Linked DNA regions of Homo sapiens: region 2 is linked to region 1. The links are chromatin contacts, found by Hi-C or POLR2A ChIA-PET in ENCODE. All regions are on one chromosome and are shown on one strand. Each heading gives the region's core, a stretch centred on a gene start or an enhancer-like site at or near the end of the contact. The rest is flanking DNA. Distances are from core to core; before and after follow the strand shown. Region 1 has its middle 22 kb from the start of SMIM3. Region 2 overlaps CCDC69 (coiled-coil domain containing 69).

Region 1 (6,866 bases), core at 1,617-4,116:
TAGTTCTCCGTTTAGAAAGTGATAAGCTCCTTGCAACAAAATGGAAAGATGTGGTTCACTTAGCTTAACTTCCCATAAATTCAAAATAATTTAGTACTAAGTGTGGAAAAGAAAAACTAAAGAGCAATCAATTCCCCTTATGCCCAGAGATTCCATAAATCATTCTTTGACCAAGTGCCACTCAATTCCTAGAACACAAAATATCTTCATTTTTAGAGTAGGTATCAATTCTTTATTATACATGACCCAAACAATTGCTATGTAGAATGAGACAACAGCATTCATACTGAACTTTTCCTAACAACAACAACAACAACAACAAGTAACTATGTTTTCTGAGGTGCAAATCTTGATTGAAGGTAAATAGAAGCATAAAGGGCTCCAATAGTAGAAATTCTAAAGGCACTCATAACTATTTTAAAATTCAGAGGCCAGGCATGGTGGTTCGCATCTGTAATCCCAGCACTTTGGGAGGCCAAGATGGGAGGATTGCTTGAGACCAGGAGTTCAAGACCAGCCTGGTCAACACAGTGAGACCCCATCTCTATAAAAAGAACATATATATATATAAAATAAAGAATGTACTTATATCATTATTATGAAATTTGTTGTTGAAATGAAAAATTACTAAAACTGTTTTCATGACATATCTATGATTTTTCTCTCCATTGCCCTGTGTCTTCATTGACACTGAATTTCAATCACTGCTAAACTCTTATTGTACAGTAATATTATCATCTGTTTTTTTCATTAATATGCTAAGACACAATCTGAGAAGAAAGACTGCTCACTAAAGTAAAACAACTTTAAGAAAAAATATAAATACAAGGGTAATTAAGTTATTTGAATTAGAATTCTATGCTATTTCCTAATTTTTCCTCAGACTTATAACTGTCTCTTACCCTCCCCAACTCCAATCCTCTTTGTCCTTTCCACTTTCCTTTTATTGCCTTCCGAATTTTTCCCCAAGACGTTTGGTTGAAACCCATATAGCGAAACCAATCAAGCCAATGTGCCCCACCCATATATAATTTTTTACGGTAGTGCTAATGATCTTCCTTTGTTTTTAGGTAACATTTAAGCACTGAGTACTTATTACAGGCTCTCTGTAAGTGTTCTAGATTCAGCACCTTGTTTAAACCCCTCAGCGGCACTGTGGAGGCAAATATGATCCCCTTTTTTACAAACAAGGGCAATGAAACTCTTAAATGTTACTTTCTAAAGGGAACACGCTGGTGGAGCCAGATGGGAATTTGGTCTGCTTGACTCTAAAATTAAATGATTCTCTCTATAACTATTGCTGTCCAGCTTTAAAAGTAGATACAATAATTTTTGTAATTTTTAAAAATGATGTTATAGACCTGCTAAAACAGAAACATTTTTCCTACCATGTAAATCTTTATGGGAATTGAAGAGCCTTTCATTTGCTTTAATTAAATACCTTGTGTGATTGGAACAATTTCAAAGTTGCATTAATGCAACTTGGCCTTAAAAATTTCAAAGGAAATATTATCATTGTCATTTCATTTCACAGTCTCAGTTCCATTCTCTCTCTTTAGCAAGAATTATATAAGGGCCTAATTAAAGTTTTAGCTTACTGAAAGATTTTTAATGTTTTTTGCACCCTTAAAACTTTAGAAAGCAATTTCTGTGAGGAATTAATACTTAAAAATTGAATACTTTGTGTTTTATTAAATAATTGTGGATTCATTAAGAAACATTTTCTAAAAGGAACTTAGTATAGAAGAGATACAAGTTTTATACTTGTTCTAAGGCTGATCCTACAGGATAACAGTAAGGAAATTGCTAATCTCATTACTTCAGTGATTTTTAAAATCCCACATCATTAGGGGCATAGACCATTGGTGTTTTTACATTATTGGCCATCTTATAATTACTACTATTGAGAGCCTCTTCTAAGTCAGACATTAACCAACTACCTTACTTATATTACCTCATTTAATTCTCCCCATGCTCTAGTAGTTATCATCACCATTTTACAGATGTAGAAACTGAAGCTCATTATTGTTAATAATAGATCACATTTTGCTATATTTTACCTTTTCACTTTGCATTCATCACCCCATGTAATAATCATAACAATCCTTTGAAGTAGGTATAATTATTTTCACTCGTATTTTACAGAAGAGGAAATTGAGGCTCAAAGAGTTTATGTTATTTGCTCACGATCACAAAGCTAAGAAATAGTGAAGGTCCTCGCTCTTAGTCTCTGGTTATAGTGTTCCTGGAAAGGGAAGGAGGATGACAGCCAACCTGTAATGCAAAGTATGACTTCTTCCCCACCCCCAGAGAAGATAGGGGCGGAGGTGAGGTAAGTCATGATTAGCGACCTTCAAAATGTTCAGACATTTCCCAAGAAAAAGGAAGTTGATCTCTTCAGTGTGGCCTCAAGAGGGCAGAACTAGCATCCCTGAATCCTTAATCCCACTCTCACCGAGGGAGGAATTCTAACAAAACAGCTAATAAGGGGTGGCTTCAGCAAGACGTGAACCTCCTTTTCACTGGCACGTGGCTCTCAGACTTTAACCTGTTTGTTGAGCACTTACGGATTGTTTTTGCAAAGCAGATACTGAAGAACCAGTTCCAGAGATTCTCGGTCAGTACGTCTGAAGCAGGGCCCTGGAAGCTGCATTTGTAAGCAAATGCTCCTGTGTGAATCTGACACAAGCAGTCCAGGATCACACAGGAGAAATACTGAAAAGGCAACAACTGGCAACCTGTATTATACGGGATGTTGGACTGCATGAGCCCTGTGTTATCGCTACAGTCTCTGAAGCCAGAACTGGGAACATAAAATCTTGATCTGCTAGGAATGTTGTAGGACTGACTCTCACAACTTCGGCAGGCTAACCACTCCATTTGAAAAAAAAGTTATATCGCCATCTGGTGGACTGCCTAAAAGTTATTCAAACTCACCCTAAAAGCACGGAATGATTTTCTCATTTAATTCGGATACACTGCACACTTCACAGACCAGGAATCAAGACTCAGAAGAGTTCAGAAGAGTGTAGGCCACATAGAGCCTGGGTCTCACACCCACCGGTTCCCAGTCTACTACTACGCATGGGCTTGATTTGCTTGCTCAATCACAAAATTTTCCAGGTTTTCCTTTGGCGGAAGATTTAAGTCCCAGACAGCTATCACAGTGAAACAAAGTTCCCAAATACTTCAGTGCAATGTTTCTCAAAGGACAGCAAGTTGCCTTAAAAATGCAGAATTCTTGGCTCCGTCATAGGCCCACTGAAATAGAATCTTTGCAGATAAGGACCAGGATTTTGAGTGGTGGCGGGTGCCTGTAGTCCCAGCTACTCGGGAGGGTGAGGCAGGAGAATGGCCTGAACCCGGGAGGCGGAGCTTGCAGTGAGCAGAGATCGCGCCACTGCCCTCCAGCCTGGGCGACAGAGCGAGACTCCATCTCAAAAAAAGAAAAGCTCCTCAGGTGATTCTGTTGCATACTAAAGTTTGAGAACCATTGCCTTTGAGAAGAAACACTCGATTTATGGATGGAAAGGAAGAAGCTTTCCATCTGCAAATTAAAAATAATCCTTATTAGTGACAACTAATACTAAATACTATTACTGAAACTAAAAGGAAATAAGATTTGCTGTTGGGAGGTAGTACTACAAATTTATTTCCAAACATATTTATCATGAAATGGATGGCTACATGATATAAACAGCTGCATGTACATTTCAGGTGGATCACGTTACACTTTAACATGTACGCACAGGAGTGTGCACACATGTACACACAGTCTCCCAAACTGCATTCCCTTGAACTAGGTAGATATGTATAGAGGCATGCCATTAGAATGTTTGTTTCCAAAGACACATATTTGGTTGAAAAAAGAAATCAGTTTAAGCCAGTTACATTTGAGGTATAACAGAAAAAATTACCCCTGTAAGAAGAAATGGAACAAAATACCACCAAAATAATTTTATTAGTGACAAATTGACAATATATATATTCATGACTTTATTATAGATAATTGTTTTGGGTTGGTGCAAAAGTAATGCAGTTTTTACCATTCTAAAAGTAATGGCAAAATCTGCAATTTTTTTGGTGTTGAGAAGGTGCAATTTTGTATTTTGCTTTTTGTTAACTACCAATATAATAGATAGTGCTCAGTTGCCGTGTTTTATTTCATTGTTTGTACCATATTTACCAGACCATTCCTTTATGTCTGTATAAATATTACAATTGTTTCTCTTTTTTTCTTCTAGTAATTATCAAACTAGTTGGTTATTTCTGGAGTTGGAGTTGGGGAGGGGGAAGTTTGGAAGAAATGTTATTAATGATCTTTAGTTATTGCAAGAAATAGTGTTCTGATTTACCAAACATCCTTTTCTTCCAAAACGTTACTTCTGCTACCTTCAGTAAATGTTAAATGTAGAAAGATGAACTGACACGTATTGGGAGCAGATGGAAAATATGTTCATGTATTGTTCTTACCTATAAGCACACATATATTCTTTACATTTTTAAATGTAAATCATCTCACACAACTAATATAAGCACTAATTTCAATAGATACAATTTTTAAACTTTGTTACATATTATCAGACCGCTTATTTTTCAAAGAGGCCAACAAAACACTATACATTTTCTAACTCAACTATCTCACTTTTTGTTTGTTTGTTTTTTTAGTAGAGACAGGGTTTCACCATACTGGCCAGGCTGATCTCTAATTCCTGACCTCAAGTGATCCGCCTGTGTTGGCATCCCAGAGTGTTCATTATTCTTATAGTATTGTTTCAGCAATACTATAAGCAAAGTTCTCATTCTGTCGCCACCAGTAGACCTCTCTGAGCTCTCCTTGAGGCCACCAGTTCCTTGCCATCTCTATTGCTAGAAGACCATCTGCCTCCCATTAACAGACTTCTTCTTCTGTAATACTGGATCACATGATGGACTTAGAAGTTGAATTGCTAGGATAATAATTGATAGGAATTAATAGATTTTTCTTCCATCTGGATCAATTAAGGTATACTCTGGCAAATGGAAATTAAACATGCTTGCTTTATTTATTTATTTATTTATTTAGAGCCAGAGTCTCGCTCTATTGCCCAGGCTGGAGTGCAGTGGCGCAACCTCGGCTCAGTGCAACCTCCACCTCCCAGGTTCAAGTGATTCTCTTGCCTCAGCCTCTCAAGTAGGTGGGACTACAGGCGCCTACCACCATGCCCAGCTAATTTTTGTACTTTTAGTAGAGAGGGGGTTTCACCACGTTGGCCAGGCTGGTCTCGAACTCCTGTCCTCTGGACCTCCCAAAGTGCTGGGATTACAGGCGTGAGCCACCACGTCCAGCCTAAACATGCTTTAATATGGGGAATTATGTGCTGAAAATCATTAAAAGGATTGGGAGAGCACAGAAGGCAGGGGTTACTAGAATTCCTTCCAGATCAATACTGCAGAACCGGCCATCCTGGGGAGCTACTACTTCCGTAACAAGTGGGAAGCTAGGGAACAAGAAAGCCACAGCCTTGGCTGTGGGCTGCAGGACTGTCCCACCTCAACTGAGATCCAGGCATGAGAAAGCTGCGGGCTTGGCTCCAGATTGTGCTGCAGCTTTGGGATTCACACCAGTGTTGTGATTGTCTCACACCCTGTCCTAGCTCTCCCAGCTGAACTGGGTTCCAAACTAAAACATGGTATGCATGCATCTGAACAGCAAAGCCTAAATCACTTTTGAATCTCTATCAAGTGTAGTTACAGAAATACAGGTTTTTACTTTCATTGTAGTTTTTTGTTGTTGTTTTATTTTCCAGCCTCTGCCATCCAGGAAGGCATGCCAGAAAAACAGTTGGAAGAGATGCTGAGCAAACCTATCAGAATCTTATGACATCTTAACTATCCCCTTGCTATGGTCTGAATGTTTGTGTCCCTGCAAAATTCATATGTTGAAACCCAACCCCATGGTGATGGCACTAAGAGGTGAAGCCTTTGGGAGGTGATGAGGTCATGAGGACTCTGCTGTAATGAATGGGATTAGTTTCCATGTAAAAGAGGCCTGAGGGAGCTTGTTTGTCTCTTCCACCATGAGGACACATAGAAAGTACCATCTATAGGCCGGGCACCGTGGCTCATGCCTGTAATCCCAACACTTTGGGAGGCCAAGGCAGGCGGATCACCTGAGGTCGGGAGATCGAGACCAGCCTGACCAACATGGAGAAACCCCATCTCTACAAAAAATACAAAATTAGCCAGGCATGGTGGTGCATGCCAGTAATCCCAGCTACTCGGGAGGCTGAGGCAAGAGAATAGCTTGACCCTGGGAGGCGGAGGTTGTGGTGAGCCGAGATCGTACCATTGCACTCCAGCCTGGGCAACAAGAGCAAAACTCTGTCTCAAAAAAAAAAAAAAAAAAAAACACAACCATCTATGAGGGACAGGCTCTCACCAGACACAAAATCTGCATGTGCTTTGAACCTCCCTGTCTCCAGAACTGTGAGCAGTAAATTTCTGTTGTTTCTGAATTACCAGTCTCAGGTATTTTGTTAGAGCCACCCAAATGTACTAAGACAGAAACCCCCTTCACCATTTCCCCCTGACGCTCTCCTCTAACTCTTACCTCTGTATTACAATGCTACTCTTGGAAAGGTTTCTGTTCTCACTGTCTCAACTTCCTAACCTCCCACTCATTTCTTAACCTACAAAATACTATTAGGGCTGGGCGTGGTGGCTCATACCTGTAATCCCAGCACTTTGGGAGGTGGAGGTAGGTGGATCACTTGAGGTCAGGAGTTCGAGACCAGCCTGGCCAATATGGTGAAACCCCATCTCTACTGAAAAAAAAAAAAAATATATATATATATATATATATATGTATATAATTGCACCTCTAT
Region 2 (6,866 bases), core at 2,962-5,461, 410 kb before region 1:
GGTTATATTCCAGTTACTTAATATTCTTCCGGGGGCATTTTCCCATGTTAAGTAGTCCATGGAAACACGGACTTTTTAATGGCTACCTAATGTCCTGTGGCTGTTCCGTGGCTTATTTAACCGGTTTGGACGCGTGGTTCTTTGCAGTCTGCACTCCTACCCTGGTAATTGATGAACATCCCTTGTGTTTTCCTCCTACCTGGGGCCAGTGTGGCTTTGGACTCGGGGGGGTCAAGGAAGGCCCCTTAGAGAGACAGCATCTTGGCTGGGTTTAGAAGGGGGGCGGGGGTTAGGCACTTATGGGGCAGGCGAGTTACTCAGGAGGGCATGCTAGGCAGAAGGAATATGGGAGCAGCCCTTGACACCTGGTCAGGAGGAGTGGGCAAATCTGATCTTCTAGCTCGGTTGGTAAGGGCAGGACAGTTGAGGAGCGTGAAGGAAAGCTGCCTCTGCAGCACTCAGCCCCCTGCCCCAACCATCATGGAGATGTTGGCATGTACATGGCCTCCGAGCTGATGATTTTGCCCAACCTAGAAACTAATGCCCACCAATCTTCCTAGCTAAAGCCAGTACAGGCTTCCATGCACAAGGCACTCTGGAAGACCTGTGAGATTAAATACCAGATTTTTGCGTTTGGCAACCTAAAACACACTAGAATAATTCCCAATACTCTCTGCCTTTGAGATACAACCTTTGGTGATATATTTTCTGCACATGTACATGTTTTTAATTCTTTTCCTCTATTGAATTCATGGGTGGCTGATGTAGGTCCCCTGAGAGCCTGACGAGTTCCCAGATACCTAAGGGCTCCCATTTTTGCTTCAGTTGGCTGTTAGGCTTGGGACCTGTGCTTCATGTCAGCACTGTGTTTCTTTTTTGTCATAAAAAGGGAAGAAAAGATGAAATTTTAAATTAATTGCACAGAAACAGGCTGCTATATAAATCAAGACAGTGAAACTCTGGTTAGGAGGGGCTGCCCCCTGACATCTCAGGGTGCATAGATCAGCCAGTGAACAGAAGTCTGAGACCTGCCTGGAAAAGGAGCTCTAAGGGGTCTCAGTATGAAATTCATGAATGTTCATATTCAAAAAATAAACTCGAAGAGTGTAAGTACCCTCCCAACGAAAGGAAGAGCCTCTCAGATGACCCTAGTTCTGGCTCTGACACCTCAGGGTGTACTTGGGCTTCCGTCCACACGGCTGGCACTCGGTCCTCTGCATCATCCTCCCTCAGCACTGTGAGCCGTCCCCAGTGACCAGGGGAGAGGGCCAGACTGGGAGCCCCCACTGCAGCAGGACTGGCAGTGGGGAGGGAGCTCCTGCTGTCCCACCTTGGCAGAGAAAAGGAGCAAGAGAAGATCCATCCATCTTTAGCAGATCTAAACCCATCCATTACCTGAAGACAAGCCATCCTATTTGTCTTGCAAGGTGAATCTTAATCCCTAAAAATAGTTTATCTTGTGTCACCTTATTTTCAAATCTGAACCTTCCAGAACATCTAGGCCAAACACTGTACTATACCTAAAACAGCCATCCACATCCATGCATCCCCCCAAGACAAGTGATATGCAGTCTGACCTACTTCCAGATTTCCTCCTCTCTGCAATGGAGTTTTTTTTCACTGAGTGTACAATGACCTTTGTGGCTTTCCTCGCCATTTTCTACTGCCCCATGTGACCCTGCCCCTGTGCCTTCCTTAAGGAAATGGCCTGGACATCAGAAAAGCTGTTACCTTTACTGGATTCAGTAATGTCCCCTCCTACATTTACATTCACCCAGAACCTGTAAATGCGACATTATTTGAAATAGGGTCTTTGCAGGGGCCATTGAGTTAAAATGAGGTCACATTGGATGGGCCCTAATCCAGTGACTGGTGTCCCAACAAGAAGAGGGAAATTTGGACACAGACACACAGGGAGAAGAGCAGGGAATGAAGTGACACATCTCCCAAGCCAGAGAACGAAGGATTGCCAGCACCCACCAGGATCTGGGAGAGAGGGAGGTAACAGATCCTCCCTCAGAGCCTCCAGAAGAGCCAGCTCGGCTGATACCTTGAATTTACACTTCTAACTTCCAGAACTGTGAGAGAATACATTTCTGTTGTTTTCAGCCACCAAGTGCGTGGTAATTTGTTACAGCAGCTTTAGGAAACTTTCATATCGCAAGGTTAATTGCTCCTTACCCACCCTCTCACCCCCAGCCCCAAGTTGCCAGCAATCAAAAATGACAGCAAGAACCCAGTGCCTCCCTTTGGAACCCATCTTGGCAGCAGAAGAGGCAGCACTGTAAACAAGGAGGTGCCTGGACAGGGCCCATTGCTTTTGGACACCAGCAGCTGCATCTGTAGAGGAAAGAGCACTGGACTGGGAGTCAAGAATGGGGCCTACTTCTTTATATTTTTTATTGATATATAATATTTTACATACTTCTCAGGTACATATGATATTTTGTTAGGTGCATAGACTGTGTAATGATCAAGTCAGGGTATTTGGAGTTTCATCACCTCGAGTATTTATCATTTCTATGTGTTGGGAACGTTTCAAGTCCTCTCTTCTAGCTATTTTAAAGTATACAGTTCATGGTTGCTATGGAACATTAGAATGTAGTCCTTCCATCTGGCTGTATGTTTGTATCGTTTGACCAGCCTTTCTTCATTCCCCGCACCCCACACACACGTCCTTCCCAACCTCTGGTATTCATCATTCTAACAATGGGTCCACTTCTGCCTCTTTTGCTAACTATTCTCTTCCCCAGCCTTGATTTCTCTGTCTGTACCTTGACTCTGGGGGAGGCTTTCAGGTTCCAAGAGAGGTACCTTTTTCTTGTTGTTGTTAATTTCTTTGTATATAAGTAATTCTTGAATGCGTTGTTGCTTTAAAAATCCTAAGAATTGGCCAGGCGTGGTGGCTCACGCCTGTAATCCCTGCACTTTGGGAGACTGAGGCGGGCGGATCACCTGAGGTCAGGAGTTTGAGACCAGCCTGACCAACATGGTGAAACCCCGTCTCTACTAAAAATACAAAAATTAGCCGGGCGTGTGGCACGTGCCTGTAATCTCAGCTACCCAGGAGGCTGAGGCAGGAGAATCGCTGGAACCTGGGAGGCAGAGGCTGCAGCGAGCCGAGATCGCACCACTGCACACCACTCGCTCTAGGTGACAGAGCAAGACTCAGTCTCAAAAAAAAAAAAAAAAAAAAAAAATCCTAATAATTTAGGTAAAATGTAAAATGGAAGCTACCCTTCCTTGACCACAGTAATTTTAGTCCATTCTCTGGAGATGACAACTGTTATCAGTTTGTGCTTTTCTAGGTACTTTTTCCTATGCATTTTTTTATCATTAGTAATAGTTGGCCGGGCATGGTGGCTCACGCCTGTAATCCCAGCACTTTGGGAGGCTAAGGCGGGCAGATCACCTGAGGTCAGGAGTTCAAGATCAGCTTGGTCAACATGGTAAAACCCTGTCTCTACTAAAAATACAAAAATTAGCTGGGCATGGTGGCACATGCCTGTAGTCCCAGTTACTGGGGAGGCTGAGGCAGGAGAATTGCTTGAACCTGGGAGGTGGACGTTGCAGTGAGCCAAGAATACACCACTGCACTCCAGCCTGGGTGACAGAAAAGAAATAGTTTAGTTTGGATATTGGTATTTTACCAAATGCCTTTCCATCTTTGTACATAAAGGTCTACTTCACTCTCTTAAACATATGAATGAAATGACATAGTATTATGTCCCTGAGTATATCCAGCCAGTCCTCAGTTTACAGCATTTCCCTACTGCAAATGGTCCTGCCCTGAGCATCCTGTGCATCCTCCTTGTCCTCACTAATGGGTACTTATTTCTGTTCACAGTGCTACTGTAGAATTAGGAGCATGCTGCGTGCAACTTGGGAGATGGCTGAGCTCTGTCATTCTCTGCTTTCAGGCAATCCCGCCCTCTCTTTTACAACCACCCTTACACTGTCTGCTGAAGAACAGGGGATGGTGTGGAGGGCTCCAGGTTCTCACCCAGGCCTCCTGAGCAAGGGACCCTCCTTTCCTGCTCTCCAGAGAAGCCCCCTCCATGACCAGAGCTAACAGCTGAGTGTGTCAAACTGCCTCTGCCCTGCCCAGAGCAAACAAGCCGGACAGGATCGACAGAAGATGAGATAGCAAGATGACCTCACTCTGCCCCTTCTTCCCCATCCACAGCATGTCAAAACCAGAAGGGCTCTTACGTATCCCATTGCACAATTCCATGCCATGCAGAGGAGGGTACAGAAGCACAGAAAAGGAAGAGTGTCCACTCAAGGTCACACAGCAAGCAGATGGCAAGCTAGGACCTTGGCTCTGGACTCTCAATTTGCCATTGGACTGTGAGACAGGTATCCAGGCGCTCAGCCTCAGATGGCAAGCTAGGACCTTGGCTCTGGCCTTCCAGTTTGCCATTGGACTGGGAGACAGGTATCTGGGCCCTCAGCCTGTCTCTTTCCCCACCCCCATCCAGCTACTGACACCATTTTCTGTCCAGCTCCTTCAGGGTCCTGCCTGCCAGGCTGACCCAAATGCTAGAAATAATGTCTAGTGCTTTTGCCAGCTCCAGGCCCTCTGAGGCAACCAGAACTAGCAGACACCCTGGGAAGCTGATATGGGACAAGAAAACGGGAGCCCTAGGGAGGAAGAAAATAAATAAGGTGTATTAGAAAGGCTTTCTCTAGGCCTCAGTGTCATCGTCTGTGAAGTGAGGCCTTGCACTCAAGGCCCTTCTGATGCTTGTCTGCTGTGGTCTGGCTCACCAGGTGCAGGGGTATTTAAGAAGGAAGTGGTCCTTTGCTCCCCTGAGACACCTCATCAGTTGGTCAGATAGGAGCAGTGGAGACCACATCCGCCCCTGACTTGTGTGCTCTGGGGGTCCTGCAGGTGTTCAGAGCATAGGCCGTGTCCCCGGTGCAGCGGAGTGGTGCAGCCTGGCACTTCTAACTTTAAGTTGGTTGTACAATCACATTGGACTGTCCTCCAGCCAGTGAGGAAATGTTGACCACACACTATATGATATGAAGGGGATGAATTAAATCTTTAATGTCCCTGGCAGTGTTTGAGTTTCAATGACATCAAATTCAGGCATTACTTTGGCAGAATATCTCTGCCCATCTTAGAGATGGGGAGGCTAAGGCCTGTATTTATGGTGTTCTGTCTGAGCTTCTGTAATTCGGGTGTGAACACTAACATTTCTCAACAGCCCTGATCATTTAGGCCCCGCCCTTCCTCCCCGAAGGCCCTGGAGTGGGGCCCCTTGGGCCACACTCCCCGCCTCCTTCCTGCCTCTACCCTCGGCCAATAGGCTCTGACTGTGGTTACTTAGATCCCAGCACTAGTGGTGCTGGGCCAGACACCGGAAAGGCAGCTCTGATATTGAGGAGGGTGTGACCTGAGCCCCTTGAGACTTAGAATCACCTCTCCCCTACAGGCTCAGCTACTCAGATAAAGCTGACCCTGGCATCAGGGGGACGGAAAGGACTCTAGCCTCAGCTGTGAGTCTGGATTCTCCCCAGGGCTCTGCTTCCCTGCTTTGCAGCTTCTGACAAGTTATCTGCCCACCCACCTCTGGGCCTCAGCTTTTCTATCTGGAAAAAGGAGGTGGGGATTGGAGTCAGCTGCCTCCTGGGGCCCTTCCAACCCTGCTCTGGGTTCCCGTAAGCCTTCCTCAGCCAGGATAGGTGTGATAGAACTACATGCTCAGAGGAAGCCAGGCCTGTGATGTATGGGACACGGAGGAGCTGGGTGAACTCTTAAGGAGTCTTCTTTAATTACTAAATTCTCTAAGTTAAGCAGGAACAATGAGGACACAAAGCACTTAATCAGAAATACACAAGCCTTGAAGGCTGACAAACAGAATGGAGTGATGGCTCCCAAAGAGGGCTAGCTCAAGTCTCTGCAGGACAGGCTGAACCTCCCTCAGGGCTACTCTTACCTTCCATCCTACTAGGATTCCCAAGGTAGGGAATAGCTGGGCGGCTTCTATCCAAGTTGCTTCTGCCTAATTCACTCTTGCCTGGTGAGGCTCAGAATTTGAGGGTAGTTGGCCGGGCATGGTGGCTCACGCCTATAATCCCAGCACTTTGGGAGGCCGAGGCGGGTGGATCACTAGGTCAGGAGATTGAGACCATCCTGGCTAACATGGTGAAACCCCATCTTCACAAAAAATACAAAAAAAAAAAAATAGCCGGACATGGTGGTGGGCACCTGTAGTCCCAGCTACTCAGGAGGCTGAGACAGGAGAATGGCGTGAACCCAGGAGGCAGAGCTTGCAGTGAGCCGAGATCACGCCACTGCACTCTAGCCTGGGCAACTGAGCAAGACTCCGTCTCAAAAAATAAAAAATAAAAAATAATTTGAGGGAAGTTTAGGGGTCTATCCCAAAGGCTTGAGTATGTGACTACAGCCATTCACCCCAAAATGCTGCTCCCTGAATAGCATTCAACAGAGCTCCCTGAGGTTCCATTAATGCTGGTGGTCTTTACATGCCATGTAGTAGATAATTTCTTTATGCTTACCAGAGGCTTTCACTTGCCGAACATCAGTGATGCTTTTTAGAATTATAGACTGTTAGAGTTCAGGGTTCTAAAAGATCACCAGTCCAATCTACAGCATGAAGTTTGACTCTCCAACCTCTTCTTGCATGCTACTAATGATGGAGCGCTCACTTCCACCACGATTCCCCACCCTCCAATGAGGCAGCCTACCAGTTTGTGATGGTTCTGAAATTTTTCTTCATACTGAACTGAAACTTCTGGAACCTCCTCATGCTTGGCCACAATCCTGTCCTCCAAGGCTGTAGATGACACGCCAGCAGCTTCTACCCATGACATTCCTGCTGAGATTTGAAGACAAT

What was found. A loop is a pair of places that touch in the nucleus more often than their neighbours do. ChIA-PET counts read pairs that join two places held with the same protein, here RNA polymerase II (POLR2A). Pooled maps may share reads with other maps.
Region 2: a pooled map shows a loop between it and region 1 (2.2-fold over the local background). The contact joins two enhancer-like sites. A Hi-C loop is called at or near these places in 1 of 168 maps with a recorded cell type or tissue (Calu3) and 8 of 50 pooled maps. POLR2A ChIA-PET finds 5 or more read pairs at or near these places in 3 of 52 experiments (WTC11, activated CD4-positive, alpha-beta T cell and common myeloid progenitor, CD34-positive).

The regions. Positions count from the first base shown.
Region 1 is chr5:150,797,276-150,804,141 of GRCh38, reverse strand. No RefSeq gene overlaps it. Among named protein-coding and RNA genes, the nearest start is that of SMIM3, 22 kb to the right of the region's middle. Within about 2 kb of position 2,866, at least 11 of the 41 ENCODE cell types and tissues checked have a DNase peak (open chromatin) inside an H3K27ac peak, as active enhancers do.
Region 2 is chr5:151,212,741-151,219,606 of GRCh38, reverse strand. The region is part of intron 1 of CCDC69 (coiled-coil domain containing 69); the gene reads left to right. LOC105378230 (a long non-coding RNA gene) reads right to left here. Exons shown (of 4, transcript NR_160730.1): 2 at 6,718-6,848. Among named protein-coding and RNA genes, the nearest start is that of CCDC69, 7.9 kb to the left of the region's middle. RefSeq lists enhancers at 4,660-4,719, 5,070-5,119, 5,900-5,979, 5,990-6,039, 6,750-6,866. Within about 2 kb of position 4,211, at least 11 of the 41 ENCODE cell types and tissues checked have a DNase peak (open chromatin) inside an H3K27ac peak, as active enhancers do.